2 separate regions of the Homo sapiens genome follow, and region 2 is linked to region 1. A link is an interaction called in ENCODE POLR2A ChIA-PET data of the cell type or tissue named here. Cell type or tissue: HepG2. All regions are shown on one strand. Links, peaks and the distances in the headings refer to the core of each region. The heading gives the core; the rest is flanking DNA.

Region 1 (8,326 bases), core at 310-8,309:
CCACCTCCCGGGTTCAAGTGATTCTCCTGCCTCAGCCTCCTGAATAGCTGGGATTACAGGCATGTGCTACCACGCCTGGCTAATTTTGTATTTTTATTAGAGATGAGGTTTCTCCACGTTGGTCAGGCTGGTCTCAAACTCTTGACCTCAGGTGATCCGGCACCTTGGCCTCCCAAAGTGCTGGGATTACAGGCGTGAGCCACCATGCCCAGCCATGTTCTTCATTTTTAAATTGAGCTAAGTCTTACACACACTGAAGTGTTTTTATGTGTTTTACACACCTCCATAACTACCACCCAGATCAAGATAATGTAGAGAACATATCCAGTATCTTTTTTTTTCTTTGAGACGGAGTCTTACTCTGTTGCCCAGGTTGGAGTGCAATGGTGCAACCTCCGGCTCACTACAACCGCCACCTCCTGAATTCAAGCGATTCTCCTGTCTCAGCCTCCCGAGTAGCTGGGATTACAGGTGCCTGCCAGCATGCCCAGCTAGTTTTTGTATTTCTAGTAGAGACAGGGTTTCCCCATGTTGGCCAGGCTGGTTTCAAACTCCTGCCCACCTCCGCCTCCCAAAGTGCTGGGATTACAGGCATGAGCCACTGTGCCTGGCCATATCCAGCATCTTAGAAGAGTCCTTTGTTCTCTTTCCCAGTTAGTTCTCCTCAAGGATAACCACTCCCCACACCCAGCTTTTTTTTTTTTTTTTTTTTTTTGAGACAAGGTCTCACTCTGTCACCCAGAGTAGAATATGGTGGTGTAATCACAGCTCACCGCAGCTTCCACCTCCTGGTCTCAAACTCCTGGGCTCAAGCGATCTGAGCACCTCGGCCTCCCAATAGTGTTGGGATTAGGCATGAGCCACTGCGCCCGGCCTACGTGCCGTTTTAAAATGATGTTCAAGAATAAGCAAAACCAACCTATGGTGGTAAAAGAACAGTGATCGCCTCTGTTTTCTTTTGCCTGAGGGAAACTCTGGTGTGCTGAAAATGTTCTGTATCTGAAGTGGTGGTGGTCACATAAGCTGTACATCTAAGATATTTGCACGTTGCTGTGTGTAAACCATAATTCCAACAACAACAACGACAAAATGGCAAGGTGGGGCTCGGTGGCTCACGCCTGTAATCCCAACACTTGGGGAGAACTAGGCGGGAGGATCGCTTGAGGCCAGGAGTTAGAGACCAGCCTGGGCAACATAGGGAAACCCGGTATCTACAAAACAACAATAGCAACAATTCGCTGGGGCGGGGGGGGGGGGGGGGGGGCGCCGCCTGTTGTTCCAGCTACTCAGCTACTCCAGAGGCCCAGGCGGCAGGATCGCTTGAGGCCAGGAGTTCTTGGCTACACTGAGCCGAGATCCCGCTACTGCACTCCAGTCTGTCAGATCCTGTATGGAAAAAAAAAAAAAAAGACAAAATAGTTAAACTATGCCTTTAATTCAATAAACTATTAAACTAACAATACCATGAAGAAAATCAGAATAAAGAAGAAAGATAGGCTGACGCAGGAGAATCGCTGGAACGGTGAGGCGGAGGTTGCGTGAACCGAGATCGCGCCACTGCACTCCAGCCTGGCGACAGAGTGAGACTCCAAAAAAGAAAAAAAAAAAAAAAAAAAAAAGAAAGATAGGCTGGGCCCGGTGGCTCAGGCCTGTAATCCCAGCGCTTTGGGAGGCCGAGGCGGATGGATCACCTGAGGTCGGGAGTATTCGGCACCAGCCTGACCAACATGGTGAAACCCCGTCTCTACTAAAAATACAAAATTAGCCGGGTGTGGTGGCGAATGCCTGTAATCCCAGCTACTCAGGAGGCTGAGGCAGGAGAATCGCTTGAACCTGGGAGGCGGAGGTTGCGGTGAGGCGAGATCGCGTCACTGCACTCCAGCCTGGGCAACAAGAGCGAAACTCGGTCTGAAAAAAGAAGAAGAAGGAGAAGGAGAAGAAGACTATCTGGGTTCCATCAACGATTCTCGTGCCTTTTGTCTTTAAACTTTGGTGCTGCCTTCATCAAAATCATACTAATGAAATTCGACGCGCGGGTCATTCATTTAATTAAAATGAAACCCCAAATCTGTTGACTATTGGTATCCTCATGACACTGTTCTATAATGTGACAGAAAAGACGAAGGTGAAGAACTATGGTTTCGGCCGCTGTTACACAGGAGGTAGCAGGTGGCAGGCCGTTTACACAAATTAGCTCGTTTTTGGAGACGAAGTTACCCCAGGCTGCCCGCTCGGATGAGCCTGCGAATTCAGGCCCAACCCAGGCCCCTCCAGGTCGGGAAGGTACGAAGAGCCCGCTGGATTCACACAGGGCAGGGGCGCCTTCGCAGGTGCGAGTGGATTCTGGGTATCGCGAGCGTAGGCCCAGGCGCAGCCCCTCTGCCTGCGGGACTGAACAGGCAGGTGCGTCCCAGCGGCCGGGCGGGCCGGGTCTCCCTCCTGCGGGCAGGCGCCGCGCTGCGGGGCGCGGCTGGCGGAGCGGGGCAGCCGGGCGCAGCGCCCCCTGGGCCTGAAGACTGGCGGGCGGCGGGGGCGCGCGCAGGCCGGCGGGGGCGCGCCGCGCTGCGAGGCCTGCGCGCCAGGCTGCGGGAGCCATGCGGCGATCGAGGAGCTCTGCGGCCGCCAAGCTGCGCGGGCAGAAGCGGTCCGGGGCCTCCGCGGCCCCCGCGGCCTCCGCGGCCGCTGCCTTGGCACCCAGCGCCACCCGCACACGGCGCTCCGCTAGCCAGGCCGGGAGCAAGAGCCAGGCGGTGGAGAAGCCGCCGTCGGAGAAGCCGCGGCTGAGGCGCTCGTCGCCGCGGGCCCAGGAGGAGGGCCCGGGGGAGCCGCCGCCGCCTGAGCTGGCGTTGCTCCCGCCACCGCCGCCGCCGCCGCCGACTCCCGCGACCCCGACGTCCTCGGCGTCCAACCTGGACCTGGGCGAGCAGCGGGAGCGCTGGGAGACGTTCCAGAAGCGGCAGAAGCTTACCTCCGAGGGTGCCGCCAAGCTCCTGCTAGACACCTTGTGAGTGCGGCGGGCCGGGGGGCGCGGGAGCCGTTGCCACGCGGACCCCCTCGGCAGGAGTCGGGCTCGCAGCCCGCGTGCAGGCCTTGGGCGCCTTTCAGCTCTGAGCCTTCCACGTTACGGAGCCGACGCGGCTCCCCCGTTAGCACTGGGGTTATTCCTTAATTCTAAGGGCGGCGGGGCGGGGCGGTGCTTCTAGGGCTGTGTGGCCTGGGAATGGAAAGGGGGCTTCGTCCGGAGCTTGAGGGCGCGCGCAGCCGTCTTGGGACACAAAGAGTCTTTCCCGGCCATAAGCATCGTGCTCGGGGACGTTGTCTCTTGCTGGCGCGCAAAGGGTGTGGGGGCCTTTCTTAGTGAAAAGAACATAAATCCCACGGCTTTCTCTTACCCGAATCCCCTTTTTTTTTGTGTTTGCACACGTGTTTTTGAGGGTGGGTGGAAGGGAAAGGTAGAAGCGTTGAAGGAAGCATGAATAGTTTTGAACTCACTGGGAAGCAAAATCCCGTCATTGTTCCAGGCACTGCCAGGGAGGGAGCAGGGGGCGGAGGTTATTGATCCGGGAGAGAAGCGCGCGCGAAGAGATGCTCCGGCCTCGCGCGGCGGCGGGGATACCTACGTAGGGAGGCTTTTATGTGCTCAGCCAGCTAATGCTCCCTGCCGCTCGCCCTCCTGGCTGCTCCGCAGTCTTTTAGATGGCCCGAGGAGCATCTCGAGTGTCCGCGATTTGGGAAAGAGCTTTTAACTGGGCTGTTAAAGGGCTGCCTTCTTTTCTCCAAATGCGATCTGGATTCCTGCCTCGGGGAACAGTTGTGCTACAGAGAGATATTTTAACGCCCTGATATTATATTTCAGTGTCAATTTTACGAATTAAAAAGAACAATCAAAACACTAGGGGGAAAAAACCGACAAGAATAACCTAGCAATTGCATAACCTGAGAATTACTTCTTTTCTTGAACATGTTCCTTTGAGCTTCTTGCGGAAGAAATTCTCTTAGGATGAGTCGTCCCCGACAGAAGATACATATTTGGTTTTCTGTGTGCTTCACTTTTTGGTTTTTCATCTTGGACTGCACACTGAATTTTTAAAAAACGTTCATCCATCAAACATTTGAGCACCTATAGGGTGACGGCTGCCTCTGGGCAGAAGGAATACGAAGATCCTTAGGAATGTAAAACTCATGGTGTCTTCAAGGCATACAGAAAAAAAGAAGAATGTAAAACTCAAATTTGAGATAAATTTTTATTTTAAGACAAACTGATAAATGGTCAAGAAAAAGTTTTAAAATATTGACATAAAAAAGCTGTTTTTCTCCCACTAGATTGCCATGACTTTGTACTTATAAAGTCTACTAAATTATATTCAAAAAGTGTGTATAACTGTACCATTTTCGTTAAAATATTGTGTAGAAAAAAGTTTGGGGGAATATATAACAAATAATTAACTGTAGATCCCTCTGGGTGTAAAGATTACAGGAGGCTTTCACTTTGAGCACTCTCAAATAGTGTGAAGTTTGGAGTTTTTACAATAAGCATTATGTGTGCAGAAAAAATTAAAATACATAAACGTAAAGAAACATGAAAAAATGATCAGTCTTAATCATGCAAATTAAAACTGCAGTGAGCTATTTTTCCTATAATTATTGCCTGAGACTGTACAGTGAAATGTTTTCTCATTTATTTATCGGGTAAGGGTGTTCAATCCTTTTGGAAAGCGATTTTAAGACATTTATCAGATCTTAATGTTCATTTCTGAGTTTGGCTTATATATAAGCTTTAAAGGGTTAAAATTGTATGTAGGCTGGGTGAGGTGGCTCATGCCTGTAATCCCAGCACTTTGGGAGGCCGAGGCGGGTGGATCACCTGAGGTGGGGAGTTTGAGACTGCCTGACCAACATGGAGAAACCCCGTCTCTACTAAAAATACAAAATTAGCTGGGTGTGGTGGTGGGCGCCTGTAATCCCAGCTACTCGGGAGGCTGAGGCAGGAGAATCATTTGAACCCTGGAGGTGGAGGTTGCGGTGGGCTGAAATCGCGTCACTGCACTCCAGCCTGGGCAACAAGAATGAAACTCCCTCTCAAAAAAAAAAAATTCTATGTAATGTGTATTACAACTATGTAAAACGCATGTGTATGAAGAATACTGGAAAGAAATAGAGCAAAAATATAAGAGCCTTTATTAAGTTTCTCAAAAGGCTCTTCTGGACCTCTGGACTTGATTGAGTACACAGTCTTATTTTTCATAGCAGCCTGTACCTCCTTTATCACAATCATAATTAATTATTATTTGAGTAAATTGTTAAGGTCGGTAAGGGTAGCAATCGTGTCTGCTGTATCTTGTTTAGTGTTCTCTCCTTCGTGCCTAGCTCATAAAAATATTTAGTATTTGAGGCCCGGAGCAGTGGCTCACGCCTGTAATCCCAGCACTTTGGGAGTCCCCGTGGGTGGATCACAAGGTCAGGAGTTCAAGACCAGCTTGGCCAAGATGGTGAAGCCCTATCTCTACTAAAAATACAAAATTAGCAGGGCGCGGTGGCAGGCGCCTGTAATCCCAGCTACTTGGGAGGCTAAGGCTGGAGAATTGCTTCAACCCAGGTGGCAGAGGTTGCAGTGAGCCAAGATCGTGCCACCGTACTCCAGCCTGGGCAATAGACTGAGACTCCATCTCAAAAAAAAAAAAAAAAATTTAGTATTTGACATATAAATAAAAATGTCTGGTGGTGGGTTAGGATCCCTCACATTTTCGAAATGTTTGGAATGTTTTATTTTGCAACTTAATATAATTTAAGAAATTGGTGAAAAGAGAGCTCATGGACAAAGAAGGTGCTGAAACCATTCTTCACTTAGGAAATTGACAGTGCCTCCTTAAAAGCAGAAATGCATCTGGTTGTCATGTAGAAAAGACTTTTGTCTAATCTTCTGTCTTTCTTTCAGCAACAAAAAGAGAGCAGGAGGCAGCTATTCAGAAATTATTATCTTTCTGATTTTTGTTTCATTTAGTGAATACCAGGGCCTGGTGAAGCACACAGGAGGCTGCCACTGTGGAGCAGTTCGTTTTGAAGTTTGGGCCTCAGCAGACTTGCATATATTTGACTGCAAGTGAGTATTTTTTTTTCCCTAAATTGGCTTAAAAGAATTTCAGAGTTAAAATGCAATATTTCAAAATAATCTGGGGAGTTGGGGTACAGAGGAAACATTGGCCTTGGGCTGGTAACTGTTGAAGTCAGGTGATGGGGACAGAAAGGTTCATTGTTCTATTTTTGTTCCTTTTATATGGCTCATCACAGAGCTTCAACAGCATGGCCCAGGTGACACAGAGCAGGGTCCTCAGGGCTTGTGGCTTGTGGCAGCATCACCCTCAGACTGACACTGCTGAGGAGCCGGGGGCGGTTAGCTGCAGGTGTGCCTGGCTGGGTACTGAGTGGAAAGCCTTGGGCAGAATCTTCATAGAAGTCTAGAGTTGGGGAGAGTTGGAGGGTATGTTAGTAAAGGGTGTATACACCTGGAGGCTCCCCAGGCCCTCCACTCTCGCTCTGCTCTTCGGTTGAGGCAGATGGCACTGCTGGCTGTGGAGGGCCTGATTTGTACCACCTTCCCCGGCGTTATGATGGAGCAGGGACGACAGGCTCTGGCTTTGGGACCCAAAGTTGGCATGCAGCTAATTATTTAACAGCATCCAGTCCTTTTTGCCCCTAGGTACCGGAATTATATATGAATAATAAGCACATACGATGGAATTACTCAAATGGAGAACTGACCAGGCTACTAACAATAGAGTCCAGATTGGAAAAGAAGCACTGTGGAATAACTTGTGAGAGGATTCTGTGCTAAATTAGAACTTTTTCAAAGGTGGCCTGAAAAGAGGGGACTTCAGTTTAATTCCAGAGATGGTAATTCTGGGGACGTGTTTTACTTGGAGCTGGACTTCTTGTGACGTGGTGATGAAGAAAGAGGGAAACCTAAACTTCCTTGTCCATTTTTGGTGTGGATGTCTCAGAGACATCAGGTTGTAGCAGTGTCTGAAATTTGTTTCCTAAGTGTCTCTGAAGTCCAGCGCTTCTCTTCACTGTAAAGAACTGAGGGGTGGGCAGTACAGACCTGTCTGTTGGTCCTGTGTTCTGAGCATTGCAGAACCTCGACTGCTGACTTGGGACCCCCCTGGGCTCTGCTGTACCTGCAAACCAGAGGCACTGCTATCCAGGCCTTTGCCCCAGCTCCTCGGCCCTGGATGGTGCTGAAAGGGGCATCATCTGTGGGGTCGGCTGGCTCTCATGGCTGGGCCGCTCAGGCATAGAGGATGCAGGTGGCTGCTCACAATCTGGAATTTGCTCTGTCTTTCTGTAGTTGCAGCATTTGCAAGAAGAAGCAGAATAGACACTTCATTGTTCCAGCTTCTCGCTTCAAGCTCCTGAAGGTCAGTGCTTAAGAGCAGGGTCAAGGAGTGCAGAACCCATTGGTGAGATTTACAGGACCCCCCACCCAACTGTTAGCATGCCGTCTGTAGCATGGGAGGGGCCTGGAGCATAGCAGGGCCTCTCACGGGCTTTGGTTTCAGGTTGACATTTAAAAGGTGGGCCCGGCACAGTGGCTCACGCCTGTAATCCCAGCACTTTGGGAGGCCAAGATGGATGGATCACCTGAAGTCAGGAGTTGAGGACCAGCCTGGCCAACATGGTGAAACCCTATCTCTACTAAAAATACAAAAATTAGCTGGGCGTTGTAGTGCATGCCTGTAATCCCAGCTACTTGGGAGGCCAAGGCAGGAGAATCACTTGAACCTGGGAGGTGGAGGTTGCAGTGAGCCGAGATCACACCATTGCACTCCAGCCTGGGTGACGAGTGAAACTCCATCTCAAAAAAAATGAAAATAAAAAATAAAAGGTTGTGTTATTTTTTACCTTTATTTTTTGGAGGCCTATTTGGTATTGTGGAAACATTTTCAAATTCAGAGAATCAAAAAACAATAAAATCACCCAAATCCTGTCAACTAAAGGTAACCACTGTTAATATTTTGGTGTCTGTCTTTGTGTATTATTTTCTACTCTGAGAAATACATCTAAACCTATTGTCTTATGTTTATTAAGTAGAATTTTACCATTCTTTTTGTTGATAAACTGCTTATCTCATTTCCCAATGAAAAGCTTATATACTTATTTGTAACTTTAATTTTATTATTTTGGGGAATTTTTTGTACTTGGTACAAAATTTGAAAGGTAGAAGAAAATGTGTATATACACAGTGAAAAATCTTTCCCTACTGTCCCCATGCCCCAGTCTCCCTCTTCCCCACAGCCGATTTCCTGGTCTACTTACCCCATCACTGTCT
Region 2 (8,326 bases), core at 237-8,236, 65 kb after region 1:
GAGCTACATCTCTACAAAAAATAAATTTAAAAAATTAGCCAGGTCAGTGGCATGCACCTGTAGTCCTAACTACTTGGGAGGCTGAGGCATAAGGATCACTTGAGCCTGGGAGATCAAGACTGCAGTGAACCATAACCACACCACTGCACCTGCAGCCTGGGCAGCAGAATGAGACCCTGTCTCAAAAGAGAGAGAAGGGAAGAGGAGTGGAGGAAGGGGAGATGAGGGGAGGGGAGGGGACAGATCACTCTTGTAATCCCAGGAGGGTGGATCACTTGAGGTCAAGAGCTCGAGACCAGCCTGGCCAACATGTGGAAACCCCATTTCTAATAAAAATACAATAATTAGCCGGGTGTGGTGGCGCATGCCTGTAGTCCCAGCTACTCGGGAGGCTGAGGCAGGAGAATCCCTTGAACCCAGGAGGCGGAGGTTGCAGTGAGCAACTGCATTCCAGCCTGGGCAACAGAGCAAGTCTCCGTCTCAAAAAAAAAAAATTAAAAAAAAGAGAAAAAAAAGAAGGCCGGGTGCTGTAGCTCACACCTGTAATCCCAGCACTTTGGGAGGCCAAGGTGGGCGGATCACCTGAGGTTGAGAGTTTGAGACCAGCCTGACCAACATGGAGAAACCCCATCTCTACTAAAAACACAAAATTAGCCGGGCTTAGTGGTGGGCGCCTGTAATCCCAGCTACTTGGGAGGGTGAGGCAGGAGAATCGCTTTAACCCAGGAGGTGGAGGTTGCAGTGAGCCAAGATCGTGCCACTGCACTCCAGCCTGGACAACAAGAGCGAAACTCTGTCTTTAAAAAAAGAAAAGAAAAGTCTGGCATTGCCCTGCCTATGTGACATAGGCATGAACCAGGCAATGGATTTGCTCCAGCAAAAGACAGGTATTCTGGCGCAATTCCCTTGCTACTTATGACTTTTCAAATCCAGACCTTTGCAGCTCTACAGGGAATGGTCATAAAGTTACTGAGCTTAGAGTTCCTAGAAACTTCCTTTCATTTTAAGCAAGGTCCTTTGTGACTTTTACTGCAATTTTAATCAAAGAGTATGGAAATTTCTCGGATGCTGATGTGCGTGGGTAAGTTTGCAAAGATGTAAAGCTGAGTTAAGTCTGCCTAAAACAGATGGATATGGAGGACTGAAGCCAAGTTTCCAGCCAGGTTTTATCCAAGTAAAGGAGAGATGACAAATCTGAAGAATGGAGTTGGATGAGATAGCATCATATACTGCTGGTGCAGGACGAAGATAACTAGAGATTGCATCAGGCAGTTGCTGAATCCTCCTTTGTTGACATACTGCTCTCCTTTCAGAATTCTAGTCCATAGGGTTTATCTCACCTGGCCCTCTCAGCTCAGAAATGATAAAAGGCAAGCTGTGAAATATCTGGTAAGGTTGTACCTTGCACCTAAACCTTCGAATACAGAGACCTGTGGTCTTTGCACTCCATCACTTTACATCTCAAATCAGAATTCCAGTCCATACAGTTTATCTCACCTGACCTTCTCAGCTCAAAAATTATAAAAGACAAGCTCTGAAATATCCGGTAAGGTTGTACCTTGCACCTAGACCTTTGAATACAGAGACCTGTGGTCTTTGCACTCCATCACTTTACATCTCAAATCAGTCAGGTGGTGTTTCCTGATAAGAAGCCAGCAAAAGAGAACTGAGAATAAAAGGCAAAACTTTCAAGATGGTTCACAGGGGAAATCTAGGACTACTTAAAACATTAAAGAGACCTATTAAAGAATTTTTAGCTAGGTGTGGTGGCTCACGCCTGTAATCCCAGCACTTTGGGAGGCTGAGGTGGGCGGATCACCTGAGGTCAGGAGTTTGAGGCCAGCCTGACCAACATGGAGAAACCCTGTGTCTACTAAAACTACAAAATTAGCCGGGCACAGTGGTGCGTGCCTGTAATCCCAGCTACTCAGGAGGCTGAGGCAGGAGGATTGCTTGAACCTAGGAGGCAGAGGTTGCGGTGAGCCAAGATCGCGCCATTGCACTCCAGCCTGGGCAACAAGAGCGAAACTCCGGTTTCAAAAAAAAAGAAAAAGAAAAAAAAGAAAAGAAAAAAAGAATAATAGTAATAGGCTGGACGCAGTGGCTCACGCCTGTAATCCCAGCACTTTGGGAGGCCAAGGCGGGTGGATCACGAGGTCAGGAGTTCAAGACCAGTCTGGCCAACACGGAGAAACCCCATCTCTACTAAAAATACAAAAATTAGCTGGGCGTGGTGGCAGGCACCTGTAATCCCAGCTACTCGGGAGGCTGAGGCAGGAGAATAGCCTCAACCTGGGAGGTGGGGGCTGCAGTGAGCCGAGACTGAGCCACTGTACTCCAACCTGGGCAACAAGAGTGAGACTTCGTCTCGAAAGAAAGAAAGAGAAAGAAAGGAAGGAAGGAAGGAAGGAAAGAAAACAGGTAATTTAGAAAAGAAGAAATGCAAACGGCCAACATATATTCCTTCTGCTTCTCAGAAAGAATCAAATAAATGCAAAATTAAAGCAAGATGTCTGTGTTGGAGAAAGACACAGAGAAAGGGGCACTGTTATGTACTGCTGTTATGAGTTTAAATTGCTACATCTCAAGAAGAAGGTAACTTGCCTATATGTGAATATCTGTGCCCTTTGACCCTGTGTTTCTAGAAATCTAACCTAAGGAAATAATTAGAGAAGCCTAAAGGCCAACGTCAGCTCAGGCAGAGAGATATCACTTTCACCGCAATTGGAGTGGAAAGAGGTCGGCAGTTCTGTTGCTCTGCACCAGGGAGCAATTTCTCTAACTTCCTGAATTGTGGCTTATGAAATATGCTAAAGATAACACAAGAGTTTTTTTGGGCATGTTCAGAGTAAGAGCAAAGAAAGCACAGATACACCCACGGTAAGGAATGTCAACGTATAACAGGACAAAAAAACCCTAGTCACTAAACTTTAATTTTGCTTCTGACTTCTCAGTCAAAAAGAATGAGACTTAGACGAAAGAGGAACAGAAATATATTTAGAGGAATTGAATTTTGAAAACAAAAATAAGTCTGTGAGAGAACTTCTTAAAGGGCTCTGAATGTATTCGAGTCTCAGCTCCCCTAGGAAGAAGGCTTAGTGTGTACTTTATTGGGGACTGTGACCCCAGGAGCAGAAGCCACTGACAGATGGAGAAGGCAGGGAAGCAGGGATGCTCTACTGATGTGGCCCTACTTATGGGCACTGGCTGTGTGTTCCCACAGGACTGTCTGAAAGTTGTAAGAAAATCATCTTACAACTGTCCATCTTCCCAGGAAGATAAAGAAGGAAGTATTTATCTCCATAGGCTGTTAGCTCTCTAATCTTTCAGAGTTGAGCCCGCTTGGGGACCCCCGGGCAATCGCAAGCCCTGGGGCAGACAGCAGGAGGAGCAGTGTGGGCCTGAGGCGAGAGGCTGTGAGCTGGAACCAGCCTGCGGCTTCTCGGTGCCTGCGCAGCCATGGCTGGAGAAAGGCATCTGGAGGGGTCCCCAGGGACCCACACCACCAGAGCGGGGCTCCGAGAGAATGAAATCATTGTACATTTAAGTGATCTGGACTAAGCACACACTATGTGCCAAACAGAGGGCTGAGTTTTAGGGATATAAACATGAATACAAGTCATGGTCCCTTCCCTTAGGAAGCTTAGGGCCAATGAGGCAGAGGTTCGGACTGCTGCAGGATGAGCAGTTTGCTGCGGGAAGGAGAGATGGGCAGGGGAAGAGGTGAGGAATCCAGGCAGGTTCGGGGTACCATCAGTCAGTGGCTATTGAAGCACATGAGGCACCTCATTAACATGATGGCATTGCGCGTCTGGCTCTGAGGAGAGACTACTATTTTGGAAGCTAAGAACACAACAGAAGAAGCCAACTCTTGCCAGTCTTTTAAGTGTGACTCGTAGAAGCCCGACGACTCCTTCCCTGGGGTGTATTTAGCAAACACAGTGTTAATACCTCTGGAAAAGGCCCCAAACTCGAAGTCCCGCCCTAGACCTTAATGTTCAGGAAACAAGCCAGGCTAAAAGCGTTCATTAAAATAACGTTGTGGTTTTTTCCCCCACTGGCTGAATATCCTCAAACAGTGACCTTTCCTACACATTCTAATGAGTCACACTGGCCGGCACATTTTAGTCGGGAGAGTCATGGAAACCCTTTGTGAAAATCTGTGGGGTTGTGGGTCCGTTCAGTCACCAGGTGCTGGTGAGGGAAGCCCCCCTTCTTTCCTCTCCCCAGCTAAGCAAGCCCAGGGGCCCAGGTCTTTCTCCCCCAGACCCAGCCCTGCTCAGAGCAGGAGACTTCGCAGCCTCCGCTGCTGGAACTCAAGCAGGGTTGGGTAACAGCTTATCTCTGAAAACCGAGTCCCACTTTTGCACACTGCACTCTGAACTTTAATACAGACGGAGGCGGCTCACACGCCCTTATTTGGTCTTGTGGCTTGTACAGCGCAAGCCGGAAGGTTCAGCCACCCCTCCACCCACCTCTGGCCCATCTCTAAACTCGATCATTTCCTTTGTCATCCAAAGCGAGCAAAGGTCAGTAGAGTTCAGAGCTAACCTTAAGGCTAGCCAAGGACGTGGAAGCCTAACCTGGGACTGCCAATATCGCCCCCCAAGGGCCACTGTGGGAGGCAGCAACTGTCTCCTGGTCTGAGGGCCTGGCACTAGCGTCGCTGCTCCAAATACAGGAGTGTGAAGAAATGAAGTCTAAGCTGCAGGGAGGTTGCAGCAGGGTCCAACAACTTCTGGGGGGTGTCTCTGCACCGCCAAGGACTAACCTAAGCCATACGCAGAGAAAAGAAATAGGGGAAAAGATAAGTAAGAGAAGGAAAAGGCGATCTGAGAAAAAGAAAAAGGACTGAAAAAAGAGGTATATAAAGATCAGTGCACTTTTATTAAGTATCTGCTGTGATAAGGACCTCATTTCTAAGCAGCTTAGGAGCCCAGACAGACCAAATGCCCTAAGAGAGCCTTTTCCACATACGGCTTGAAGCCCCCAAATCTAACCATAAAATGGATTTTTTTTTTTTTGGAGACAGAGCCTCACTCTGTCGCCCAGGCTGGAGAGCAGTGGCGCAACCTCTGCCGCCCGGGTTCAGGTGATTCTCCTGCTTCAGCATCCCCAGTAGCTGGGATTACAGGCACCTGCCACCGCGCCTGGCTAATTTTTGTAGTTTTAGTAGAAATGGGGTTTCACCATCTTGGCCAGGCTGGTCTTGAACTCCTGACCTCGTGATCCACCTGCCTTGGCCTCCCAAAGTGCTGGGATTACAGGCTTGAGCCACCGCGCCCGGCCTGGATTTTTCCTTTCTCATAGGATATAAAAAGGATTAGCAAGGCATGAGTGCTAGGTATTACACTGAAATCAGTTACCTGTGTTCTCCTTCCCAGAAAGATGCATTTCATATTATTGCAACAAATAAAGTACATAAAGCTTGCAAAGTCCTTGTGAGAAATCTTTCTTCAAAAATTGCCAATTTGGCCAGGTGTGGTGTCTCACCCCTGTAATCTCAGCCTTTTGGGAGGCTGAGGTGGTGGGAGGGCTGCTTGAGGCCAGGAGTTTAAGACCAGCTGGGCAACATTAGTAAGATCCTGTCTCTACAGATATATTCTTTAATTGCCAATTTGCTATCTAATGTTGTAACCACCCAGTGGGTTCACCTTGCCTGCTGCCTAGACAGAGTCGATTTATCAATACACGGGAATTGCAATAGAGAAAGAGTAATTAATTCATGCAGAGCCGGCTGTAATTAATTCATGCAGAGCCAGCTGTAATGGAGACCGGAGTATTATTATTACTCAAATCAGTCTCCCGTAGCATTCTGGAATCAGAGTTTTTAAGGACAACTTGGTAGGTTGGGGGAAGCCAGTTAGTGAGGAGTGCTGATTGGTTAAGTAGGAGATGAAATCATAGGGAATTGAAGCTGTCCTCGTGTGCTAAGTCAGTTCCTGGGTGGGGGCCACAAGATCAGATGAGCCAGTTAATTGATCTGGGTGGTGTCAGCTGATCCATCAAGTGCAGGCCTGCAAAATATCTCAAGCACTGATCTTAGGAGCAGTTTAGGGAGGGTCAGAATCTTGTAGCCCCCAGCTGCATGACTCCTAAAATATAATGTTTAATTTTGTGCCTAATTCGTTAGTCCTACAAAGGCAGTCTAGTCCCCAGGCAAGAAGGAGATTTGTTTTGAGAAGGGGCTGCTATCATCTTTGTTTTAAACTATGAACTGGCTGGGTGCGGTGGCTCACATCTGTAATCCCAGCACTTTGGGAGGTGGAGGAGAATGGATTTCCCGGCCTTGAACCTGTTTATAAAAGCAACTTTCGGGCTAGGCGCAGTGGCTGATGCCTGTAATCCCAGCACTTTGGGAGGCCAAGGCGGGTAGATCACCTGAGGTCAGGAGTTCAAGACCAGCCTGGCCAACATGGTGAGACTACGTCTCTACTAAAAATGCAAAAAATTACCTGGGTGTGGTGGCGGGCGCCTGTAATCCCGGCTACTCAGGAGGCTGAGGCAGGAGAATCGCTTGAACCTGGGAAGCGGAGGTTGCAGTGAGCCGAGATCGCACCGTTGCACTCCAACCTGGGCAACAAGAGTGAAACTCCGTCTCAAAACAAAAAAAAAGAAAGAAAAGCAGCTTTCATGAGCAATATCCTGGTGGCCACCCAAGTTCATGATGAGGCAGATGCGGGATGTATTTCCCTCTCTATGAGGCAATGCTGACAGACCAGGAAGGGAACTATGAGATAAGGCTTTAAGCTTGATCGATGGATTCTGATTGAAGTTAAGTGGGTTCTTACTCATATTCAACAGCATTAATAGTAATTGCTAACTCCTTAATAATTCAATAAGAGCTTTTGTATAATCGGTGATTTAAAAAGTTTTACAAAATCTTCACACTATTCAATTGTTTAATATAGATTAACATCTCTCTCTTATTTTTTTTAAGAGACAGGGTCTCAGTCTGTTGCTTAGGCTGACCTTGAACTCCAGGTCTCAGATGATCCTCCCACCTCACCCTCCCAAAGTGCTCAGATTACAGGTGTGAGCCACGGCACCTGGCCAGATTAACACCTCTTCTAAGAGCAGTGAGTCTTGAATGAGCATGGCTCCTCAGAAATATCTTTTTTTTTTTGAAATAGGGTCTTGCTCTGTCATCCAGGCTGGAGTGCAGTGGTGCAAACACAGCTCACTGCAGCCTCAACCTCCTAGGATCAGGCAATCCTCCTTCCTCAGCCTCTTGAGTAGCTGGGACTACAGGCATGCACAACCACGGCCAGCTAATTAAAACAATTGTTTTGGCCAGGCACAGTGGCTCACGCCTGTAATCCCAGCACTTTGGGAGGCTGAGACTGGCAGATCACCTGAGGTCAGAAGTTAGACACCATCCTGGCCAACATGGTGAAATCCCACCTCTACTAAAAATACAAAAATTAGCTGGGCATGGTGATGTGTGACTGTAATCCCAGCTACTCGGGAGGCTGAGGCAGGAGAATCGCTTAAACCCAGGAGGCAGAAGTTGCAGTGAGCCAAGATCATGCCATTGCACTCCAACCTGGGCAACAGAGTGAGAATCTGTCTAAAAAAAAAAAAAAATTCTTTTTTGGTAGACATGGGGTCTCGCCATGTTGCCCAGGCTGGTCTTGTACTCCTGGGCTCAAGTGATGCTCCCGCTTCAGCTTCCCAAAGTGCTGGGATTGAGCCACTGCACCTGGCCAGAGATATCTTTTGAAGTAGACATTGCTTACTATTACTGGCTGCTGGACCCATAATAGGGGCTGAGTCCTATGACCAGCCTGGACATCTTTCCCAGCTTCTTGAGAGGTGCCAACATCACATCAGGATATATGTATGAGCTGCATTCTGCACTGACTCTTTCACCAACTTAATGAGCACTCTGGATTCCTTGAGATCATTCTTAAAAAGAGTTTGAGGAGGATACCTTCCTTCCACATGACTAATGCTGATTCATTAACCAGAGAATGCAGGAGTTAGAAGGGACTTTAGGAACCATCTAAGTAGTCCTGTTAGCCTCAGAAAGAGTAATTCTAGGGATATTTTGTGAAATCAACACTGACTATGTTTGGGAGGTAAAATGATTCCTTTGTCAAGGTGTTTGGGTATGGGTGTTTAGGGTATGTAAAATTAGATATTTTACATAATAGTAGTAACTAGACTGGTGAAAAAAAAACAGACCAATTATTTACCTCTAATTCAGCATTCCATTGTGCTATCTCTCTCCTATAACTTAGGCTTTTCTAAGTTGTAAAGAACAAGGATATGGAGTCTTTCTACCTCCCTCGTGCATGTTCACTCTGAGATGCTGGCTATGGTG

What was found. ChIA-PET counts read pairs that join two places held together with the same protein. Peaks named below come from ENCODE experiments on the same cell type or tissue, not always from the same donor. Only the 100,000 strongest peaks of a DNase experiment are listed, where the experiment ranks them.
Region 2: POLR2A ChIA-PET joins it to region 1 with 68 read pairs; 22 of 35 experiments call an interaction of 5 or more read pairs at or near these places.

The regions. Positions count from the first base shown.
Region 1 is chr17:16,347,705-16,356,030 of GRCh38, reverse strand. CENPV (centromere protein V) reads left to right here and starts at 2,562. Exons shown (of 5, transcript NM_181716.3): 1 at 2,562-3,004; 2 at 6,002-6,100; 3 at 7,346-7,415. The coding sequence starts at 2,595. RefSeq lists silencers at 2,353-2,502, 2,563-3,172. In HepG2, for the core only: a CTCF peak has its summit at 2,466; DNase peaks (open chromatin) are centred at 2,410 and 3,560; H3K4me3 peaks cover 2,688 bases.
Region 2 is chr17:16,282,268-16,290,593 of GRCh38, reverse strand. All of the region lies in intron 2 of PIGL (phosphatidylinositol glycan anchor biosynthesis class L), which reads right to left. Among named protein-coding and RNA genes, the nearest start is that of MIR1288, 4.4 kb to the right of the region's middle. RefSeq lists enhancers at 2,268-2,317, 2,338-2,387, 2,648-2,777, 4,305-4,599, 4,648-4,697 and 1 more. In HepG2, for the core only: a CTCF peak has its summit at 4,607; DNase peaks (open chromatin) are centred at 1,353, 2,803 and 4,483.